Regions from separate parts of the Homo sapiens genome. Here region 1 is linked to region 2. Evidence: read pairs that join two places in POLR2A ChIA-PET (ENCODE). Cell type or tissue: MCF 10A. All regions are shown on one strand. Each heading gives the region's core, and the rest is flanking DNA. Links, peaks and the distances in the headings are about the cores only. Region 1 overlaps LOC124903159 (a long non-coding RNA gene). Region 2 overlaps LOC124903159 (a long non-coding RNA gene).

Region 1 (4,410 bases), core at 262-4,261, 63 kb after region 2:
TGATAAAAGCTCACAGTAATGGATGTAATAAATGTCTCATATAGATTGCTTCATTTGTTCCTCATGATCCTAAGACCTAAGAAGAAAAGAGAAAATTGAGGCCTACAGGAGCTAAGAAATCAGCAGAACTAGGATTTGACCCCCAGAAATCTGACTTCAGAGCTACCTGCATAATTACTACACTCCTGGTTTCCCCATACCATAATAAAGCCATGTTTTCATAGCCAATTGATAGTACAATTAAACAAAAACAGATCTTCCATCTCAAGAACTCTCAGTTTAATAGGTTTCACATATTTTAAGGTTAGCTTTTGGAGCTAGTTTCAATTTCAAAAAGTAGTGAAACAGGGAAAATACTGTAGTCTCTAATTTTTCCTTCTCTCTCCAACACCCACGCACAACACTCATAACACACCCCATTCCCTCTACACACTTACACCATTTTTTCAAGCTGTACCTAATTTATTATCACTCTAAGGCCAGCTCTTCATATGTTCTTCTGCCATGCAAATGGGAAGATAAAAATGCCTTTAGTACCTGAAATTTCCTTTTTCCAGGACCATCTACGAAGTAGAGGGAGCAAGTAAGTAGGTGAGACAGTTTAGTGACTAAGATTATAAGCTCCATAGTTTGAGTGCTCTAATTCGTGGCCTCTGATTGCTACTTGTGAAACATCACACAAGTTTTTATTAATATCGTCTGTCGAATGGACAATAAAACTATTTCCAATTGTTATGAGGATCTAATTACATAATCTCTATAAAGCTCTTAATGTTTTGTGTGGTATGTAGTAAGTAGTCAACTAATAATAGACATTAATATTAATTGTTGTCTGGAAAAACATCCAGAGTTATAAATTATGCCTAACTACATTTGTTGTTGTTATTGTTGTTGTTTTCAGCAGATTCATTATGCCAGCTATATAGAAAAATCATCTGTCATTCAAATGTTAACACATTTTTTGGGGGAGTCTTTTGCAATTCATCTCATTGGTACATAGTCATCACTAGAACTGAATGTGTGACAAGAACCATATTGAGTTTCTGTGTGATAGATGGAGGCATTTGATATTATTTAGATGTAAAAAACTGGTGTCTCTTTTCAACCACAGATAAGGCTTGAACACTGCTATTGGGAAATGTGCTGTATGGCTGCAGGCATTCCTCCAGCCCACCTTCATGAAGAGGTGGATAGCCCTTAATTAAGGTAAGAAAACAGGTCTGGAATTTTCACATCAAAATACCATCTCTGCCATTTGCACAACTAACATGAATCTCTAGTTTACCTGTCCTGGCTTTTTACTAGTGACTCCCATCTCAAATTACCCTACTCAGCTTTTAGTAATGACCAAATACCTGGTAACTATAGCAGCTATGTATGCCCCTAAAGTCTCCAAACTTGAGTCCTCCATTAAACCAGATATCCATAAAACCACAAAATTGGAACAGGCTATGCCTGACCTCACATTATGCCTTTCACTTTCACATAAGCTGCCTCCAATTGTTGCAAAAATATTATCAATGACATTATTAATTTTGTCATTAAGAAAACATCCACATGACAAATTTCTCTCTAATCTCAGGGCCAGAATAAAAATATAAATATAGTTGACAAACTGCTAACCTTCCCATTACTGGATAATGAAAGATTTATAACACTCTGCCTACTGGGTTGAAGCTCTGAGTTAAATTTTGAGTTCAGTTGCATTAGCTTTTCACTATCACCTTTTTTTAAATTATTTTACACAGCTTCATATTTCTTAAATAATTTTTATCTGATTTTCATAATACCCAATTCAAAAATGGTTCCTGCAATCTCTGTCTGTTGAAGCACTAAGCTCACTGCTGTCTGCATGTGGTCTTGGGTCTCATGGCGCCATTTAGCTTTTTTGGATCATCTTGCCTATTCTCATATCCATCCTTGCTCAACAGCTTATATTACTCATCTGTTTATAGCAAGCTCTGCTGAATCACTAAGGCAAAAGACTTATTCCCCGATGTAGTTTCCAACTCTGATCTCTGGTCTTCTGAGTGATCTCCTTTGCCTGTAGGTTACTGTCTCATTTTTCTTTGACTTTTTGCATCAAACATCCCTGAGGACTCATCTGTTTTTAGAGTCACCATTTCCTCAGCAAGCATGTTATCTTAAACAATTCAAACCCACTGCTCTACTGTGACTGCTCCTCTCAGATTGCTAATGACTACTCAGTTATCAAATACAGATGGTCCCCAACTTATGATGGTTCAACTTAGAGGTTTTCTACTTTATGATGGTGTGAAAGTGGTAAGCATTCTGTAGAAATTGCACTTTGAATACCCATACAACCATTCTTATTTTCACTTTCAGTACAGTATTCAAAATTACATGAGATATTCAATACCTTATTATAAAATAGGCCTTGTGTTAAATGAAATGATTTTGCCCAGTTGTAGGTTAATGTAAGTGTTCTGAACATGTTTAAGGTAAGCTCGGCTAAGCTATAATGTCTGGTAGATTAGGTGTATTAAACGCATTTTTTATTTATAATAGTTTCAACTTACAATGGATTTATTGGAATATAACCCCGTCGTAAGTCAAGCAGCATCTGTAAAATGGTTAATTCTCGAACTTTATCTTTCTTCCATAGCACTTGACACAGGTGTTCACCCTGTCTTCGTAAGTACACTGTCCTCACTTCCTTCTTAGGGACTCCTCACTTGCTCAATCATTGCTCTGTCTCCTGCATTAGCTCCTCTTCTCTCATTGTTAAAGTTGGAGTCTTCCAACAATTTGTTCTTGAACCCTTCCCCATCATCACTTCCTCCTTTGTTGACCTCATCCAGACTCTAGACTTTAAATGCCATCTATATTCTGATGACTATTGCCTTGACAGAGCCATTGGTCATAAACTGTCTCCACCCTCTTATAACTGAGGCCAATTTTGTATTTAAATTTCCCCAGCCCTAAAATTGTTAGAATAATACCTGTGTCCTCTCTCTCACACCATACATCCGATCTCAGAAAATACTATTGGCTCAAACTTCAGAACACATCCAAACCCCAATGCCCCTCACAAACTCCACTTAAGTTTAGGCCACCATCACATCTCACTTTGATGACCCAATAGCTCCTCACAAGTTCTCTGCTTCTATTATTTTCCTACTACAATCTATTCTTTTATGACATAAGTAATGTAATGTCATACTTCTCAAAAGTCTCCAGAGGTTCCCAATGACACTAGAGAAATGGCCAAATTCCTCCCAGTGGTGTAGCATTACCTCTCTAAATTCATCCCCTTGCTCACTTCACATTCGCCTCTGCTATTTCTCCAGCACACATGGCATGTGGCCACCTCAGGGACTTTGCACAGGCTCTTTCCTTTTACTGGAATGCGTTAATCCTTATTTATTTCATGAGGGTTATTTTGACCACTCAATTTAAAAATTACAGCCAACTCTCCACACTTCTATTCCCTCTGCATTTCCCTTTTTCTTTTCTCTCATCTACATTTTTAAAACATCCATATAATTTAACACTTTCTAACATACTGCATAATTTAACTGATTACATTTGTTGTCTATTGTCTGTCTTGCCTGGCATATACTAAAGACTAAATATTGGTTCAATGAACATGGCAAGAATATCTATATTGATAAGCATTATTAAAGATGACAGAATGTGCTCTAGCTGATCTGAGGAAAATTATGAGACAGTTCCCTTTATCTTTAGTACAACTGAAGTAAAAGAATGACTTTTTGATAATTCCCAGAAGCACGTGGTAAAATTTTCCAGCTAAAAGGGCAGCTGCTGTCAACACTTTGCTCCGTAATTAGAAAGTAGCCAGATAAGGAAGCTGTTGTCACTATTCAAGCCCTACAAGAAAAACAAATCCACTTGCCAGCATTCTTGACAGAATATCCCATCTCTTCACTCATGATCACCATTCTGAAAATGTCCAGTTGGCTAAAACCTAGGTCATAAGCACACCATAGCTGAAAAGCAATCTGATAAATGTAGCTTTTATCTTTCACTTATATTTGTAGGTACCACAGACCCTAAGTGGGTGTGTAATAAGCCAATTGCATTGCTAGTCACAGCCCACCTTGTGGCTACTCAACGTCAGTACATACATGAACTCCCACACTTAACATTTCCAGGTAACAATAGCTAAACACCCCACTTAAAAGAGTTCATCAAGCATTGCATCTACTGCTGGATGATTGATTAGCTCTCCTCAAACTTAGGCATGCTCCTCTCTCACTAGGCTGTAACTTTTGGGATAAATGATTAAGATCACCACTCTACCATGCTTATAGAAAATTCTGGTGAAAAGAGAGGGAAAGGAGGGAAACTATCACATTTTTATTACAGCTTCGGTCTCATTATTTGTTATTGGTCTGTTCAGATTCTGGATTTCTTCATGATTACATC
Region 2 (4,410 bases), core at 101-4,100:
CAAAGAAAAACGGAGACAACACAAGGAAGAGAGGATCAGTAAGCACTGAAATCTGACATAAATGAAGTTTTGGTGCACAACGTTAGGTAAATAACTCCGAACAGCCAAGGTGTTGACAGACATTAAGGGGAACATGGTGATGGAAGAAGGAAGTGTAAGTCTCAATTCAGATCTCACAGAGAACTGTAGAAGCAGGTATAGAACAACTCTGTGTTCTACAATTTAACCATTGGATTTTTTTTCTCTTCCTTTCTTCCCCTGCTAATCCATATGCTAAACATCAAGGATATGTAGCATTTCAGATCTCAGGTTGGAGTGTTCTGGAATATATCCACACTGGCATCACCCAGTGAAGTTAGCATAACAGTTAAGACTGTGTCCCCTGTCTTCTACCTAGCTCCTAGCAGGCACTCATAGCTCCTACCCTCCCTCGTTGGTTTTTCTAACCTGTCCATATCTTTATAAATGGTCCTCCTATTAAGCTGCCCTAAGAGAGCTGATTTGAGTGGACATCTCTTTCCTGCCAGGACCCTAATTGGCAAAAGAAAAAAAATACATGGTTTGCATCTGAAATCAAGTGAGTTTCTTAATATTTCATCTTTTATTAGAATTAGCCATATGATACTGACACAGCTGGACAAATATGGGTCTCTCCTACAAGGGCAGGGTCCTTGCTCCATGGCACAGAGCAGACCTATGCGCTTGTCCTGTATTCTTCCTGTTTCCAAGAAAAGAGTAGCTCAGAAAGAGCCGCACAGGACATGCTCAGATACTCCTAATCTTAACAGTGAAATAATTCATTTGGAGAAAGGAATAAGAGGTGGGCAAGAGACCAAGAGCGTCAACTCTGGGGACAATTCACTGCATGGAAAAATGAAACCAGAGAAGTGGAGACTTTCCCCTAATAAGCCAAGTACACAAGAAATCCTATAAACCAATGAGAAAAAGATAACATGAAATGAAACTTCCCCAAGGATATGAAAGGCAGTTGACAGAAGAGCAAATTTGAATTATCAGTTATGTAATTCCTAGTTCAACATGCTCATTCACTATTCCACTTATTTTTATGAGATCATATTATTAATGAAAGTTAGTTTTCTATTTGGTGTCATACTAAATTTTTTTTAATTGCCCAATGCAGTCACAGGTAACATACAAGTCAGTTCCAAACTTTAACCTATTCTGTCATGGCTTAAACTTTTATCTTCTTAATTTAGCAATGACCTTCCCCTATCCCTGACTATAATCTTACTCCTAATAATGAAAGTAATATAGGGCTTTCTATATGCCAAGCAATGTTCTATGTGCTTCACATGTAACAGCTAATTTAACCTTCACAACAATTCTGTGAAGGGGATGGTATTACTCTCATTGATAGAGGAGCAAATTGTGTGTCCAAAGTCAGCTGGGATTTAAACCAAGGCAGCACGGCCCCTGAGCCATGATCTTAACTATGACATCATATTGCCTCTAATTTACAACTCATTCTTGGCTTGAGCAGCATCCAACCTGTTTTAATAATTTTTCCCCATGACTTGAGCAGCATAAACACTACTTCAAGTACAAAGAAAAATACAAAGTCTCTGATGATAAATTTAAACTATGGTCTAACCCAATGTAAATACTATGAAGAAAAATTGTAGGCATTGGATATTTAATTGTAAGACAACAGATACTATGATGTAGAGCCAACATTTGCCTCTATCTTTGAGTTCTCCCAGTGTTTGGGAAAGATTTAGAAACACTTCGTGGCTATGGGAAGGGGAATTCCAGACTGGAAATTGAGTTTGGACCCAGCAGCCTATTTAAGGAGACAGAAGTTATGGCCTCTACAAGATTGCCCAGGGAGATAAGTAATGCAGACCAAAAAAGGAGCACTAGCTCTCAATGCTGGACACCACCAAACCTGTGAAAGCATTTCAGCAGTCAACCAAGACCACAGGAATGTGGTGCTTCTTCCCACGACAAAAGATGATTATGTCTTAAGCAAAAAAGTCAGAGGTCCTCAATATTAGTACTTAACTTAAAAATCACCTTTCTCTCTCTTAAATATATTTACAAATTGCATTAAAATTGGCGAGAGAGAGAGAAAAAAATATTGAAAGAAGAAAAGAAATAGAAAATGTAGATTGCCACTACTTTTTAGAGATATTTGGGGGAATTTTCAGCAAAGATGATAAAAAATCCTCTTGTAAAATGTAAATTTTAATTTACATTTTAATTTTACATTTAATTTTCAAGACAAATTAGGTTCTTATTAGTCTTGTTCATTATTCTGAGTGTCCTTATTGCATGGAAGAGTGCCTGGCATAGAGACACTCCATACGATTTGTTGAATGAATGAACAAATGAACCAGGTTTGGCAGACCAGGATCCACAAAGTAGTTCTATTTTTTTCTTAAACATAAACCTTACCCCTTTTTGGCTAAAATTTTTAGGATTTTGTGGGTGAAGATGGTATTTTGAACCTAAAAATCAGCCTGATCTCAGCTGATCAAAATGTTTTCATAGATGCAAGACTTCTGTTTTCTTGCCAAGAATTATTGTTTCTTTCTGTAAGTCCAGTGCACATACCTTCTTTTTGCATCAACACCCTTAGGCCTATTTTAGTTTAACAATGAGAGCTTCACCAGTAGAACACACACACACACACACACTCTCTCTCTCATTAGCTGCTAATTAACTAGCCCTAGGCTCTTAATCACTTGACAGAAAAAATAATAATCAATCTATTTACAGATTCACAGATGCATGTGTTTATTTGTGGAAATGTCTGGTTCCTCCTGCCAGGGCAAAAGTTCCACTTTACAAAATGCTTCTTTAATTTCACCCTTGTTCAGAGACAGAGAAACCCTTCAAGAGCCAATATACATCTAAGGAGCCATCCATCAGCCAAGTAAATGAGAAACTGAAAGCTTTTCAGGGCATTAATTGAAAACACCTTGGAATCAGCACAGAAATACATTCGAAAGTGTCCTCTCTAAAACCCGAAGCCACTGACTACAAGCATATACTAATAAATCAAAGCCATATGCTACACCTTGTCTATAGTTTCAAAGCGAACTGTGTGTTGTGTCCTCACTTTCTTCTCAGAGGCTTCCCAGGGCCCTGTCCATCATGTCCTGGCAAGGCAAAGGTAGGCACCAAGGGTAAGAACCCATTCATGTTGGTTAATGCGGCTTCTAAATCAGGTGGTAAGCTAGTTAGTGTGGGCATGATGACTGGCACAGTGCCTGGGGCAGAGCAGTACTCTCTGTTTCTTTCACTCTTACTATGCCCATTTAAATACAAGTCACTCTCTTTCCCAAAGCCTCCTGTTTGAATATTTTAAAGTAATTATAAGATTGGAGTTAAAAGTCAATGTTTTGATTTCTCTTGATTTTGTTTTCAGCTTGTGATAGGTTTATTAATATGACTAACCTGAGTTGGTTAAATATTACCTGAATATTAAGATGAATGTACTATTTAATTATATAGTTCAAATGGGAGAGGAAGAAGATTAATTTTGCATTATTTCTTTCTAACTAACATGCATTAACCTTATATTAACACTAATACTATAACAAATACTAGCATAGCATCCTCCTTAGTCAAATTTGCCTATTTATTTACCTTCAAATATCTGTGCCTTTGCTTGTGTCTCTGTCTTGAATGACTTGAAACCTGATCGCTGTCTTTATCTTCCAAGGAAAATGCATGGGAACCGGCAATATGACCCCAGTCCACAGTACATTACCAACAACTCTCTTCTACAGACTGTGTACTAAACAAACATATGTTACACTCATTTTTTAAGAGATTCTTAGGTACTCTATTATCTGCGTAATTAATTGTACAGAGAATGTTTGGTCCACTGATGTTTTACTGATTATTTATAATAATTTATAATAAATATAAACATGTATACATTTATATTTTTATATAAATACTATATTTATAATTATATACATAATTTATAAACACAAAAAGCCAGAAACATGATTCAATATGTCTTTAATCACTGACCCACTTTTCTTAACGTGGGCATTATACTAAAGGTTACATGGGATTTCAAGGAGGATCTTCAGACAGCGTGGAAACTGGATAGAAGCAGTCGCTTGAATGATTCCAACATTCTTCAATAAGATACTATCAGATATTTTTGTAAAATAGAGCTGGCGCCTCCGTTTTTAGATCTTGATGTCTGTGTACAAGATGTCTAAACTTTTCCGGGAAAAAAAAAAAAAAAAACAAAAACAAAAAACTATACAACATCTGGAGAAAAACTTGGAAAAGCATGATACAAAACTAAAATTCCACCAGGGAATATGTGAAAAAAACACAAGAAGTTATCTACTTCAAAGTCTCTTCCTGTTTCTTACAGTTGGTGATCTTTGAAGCTGCCTGCAAATGAACACATCATGCACATAA

The links. ChIA-PET counts read pairs that join two places held together with the same protein. Peaks named below come from ENCODE experiments on the same cell type or tissue, not always from the same donor. Only the 100,000 strongest peaks of a DNase experiment are listed, where the experiment ranks them.
Region 1: POLR2A ChIA-PET joins it to region 2 with 5 read pairs; 2 of 35 experiments call an interaction of 5 or more read pairs at or near these places.

Annotation. Positions count from the first base shown.
Region 1 is chr13:37,427,717-37,432,126 of GRCh38, reverse strand. The region is part of intron 2 of LOC124903159 (a long non-coding RNA gene); the gene reads right to left. Among named protein-coding and RNA genes, the nearest start is that of LINC01048, 55 kb to the left of the region's middle. In MCF 10A, for the core only: no CTCF peak of the experiment used is centred there; a DNase peak (open chromatin) is centred at 1,936.
Region 2 is chr13:37,490,400-37,494,809 of GRCh38, reverse strand. It overlaps LOC124903159 (a long non-coding RNA gene), which reads right to left. Exons shown (of 4, transcript XR_007063761.1): 4 at 3,977-4,383. Among named protein-coding and RNA genes, the nearest start is that of LINC01048, 7.8 kb to the right of the region's middle. In MCF 10A, for the core only: no CTCF peak of the experiment used is centred there; no DNase peak of the experiment used is centred there.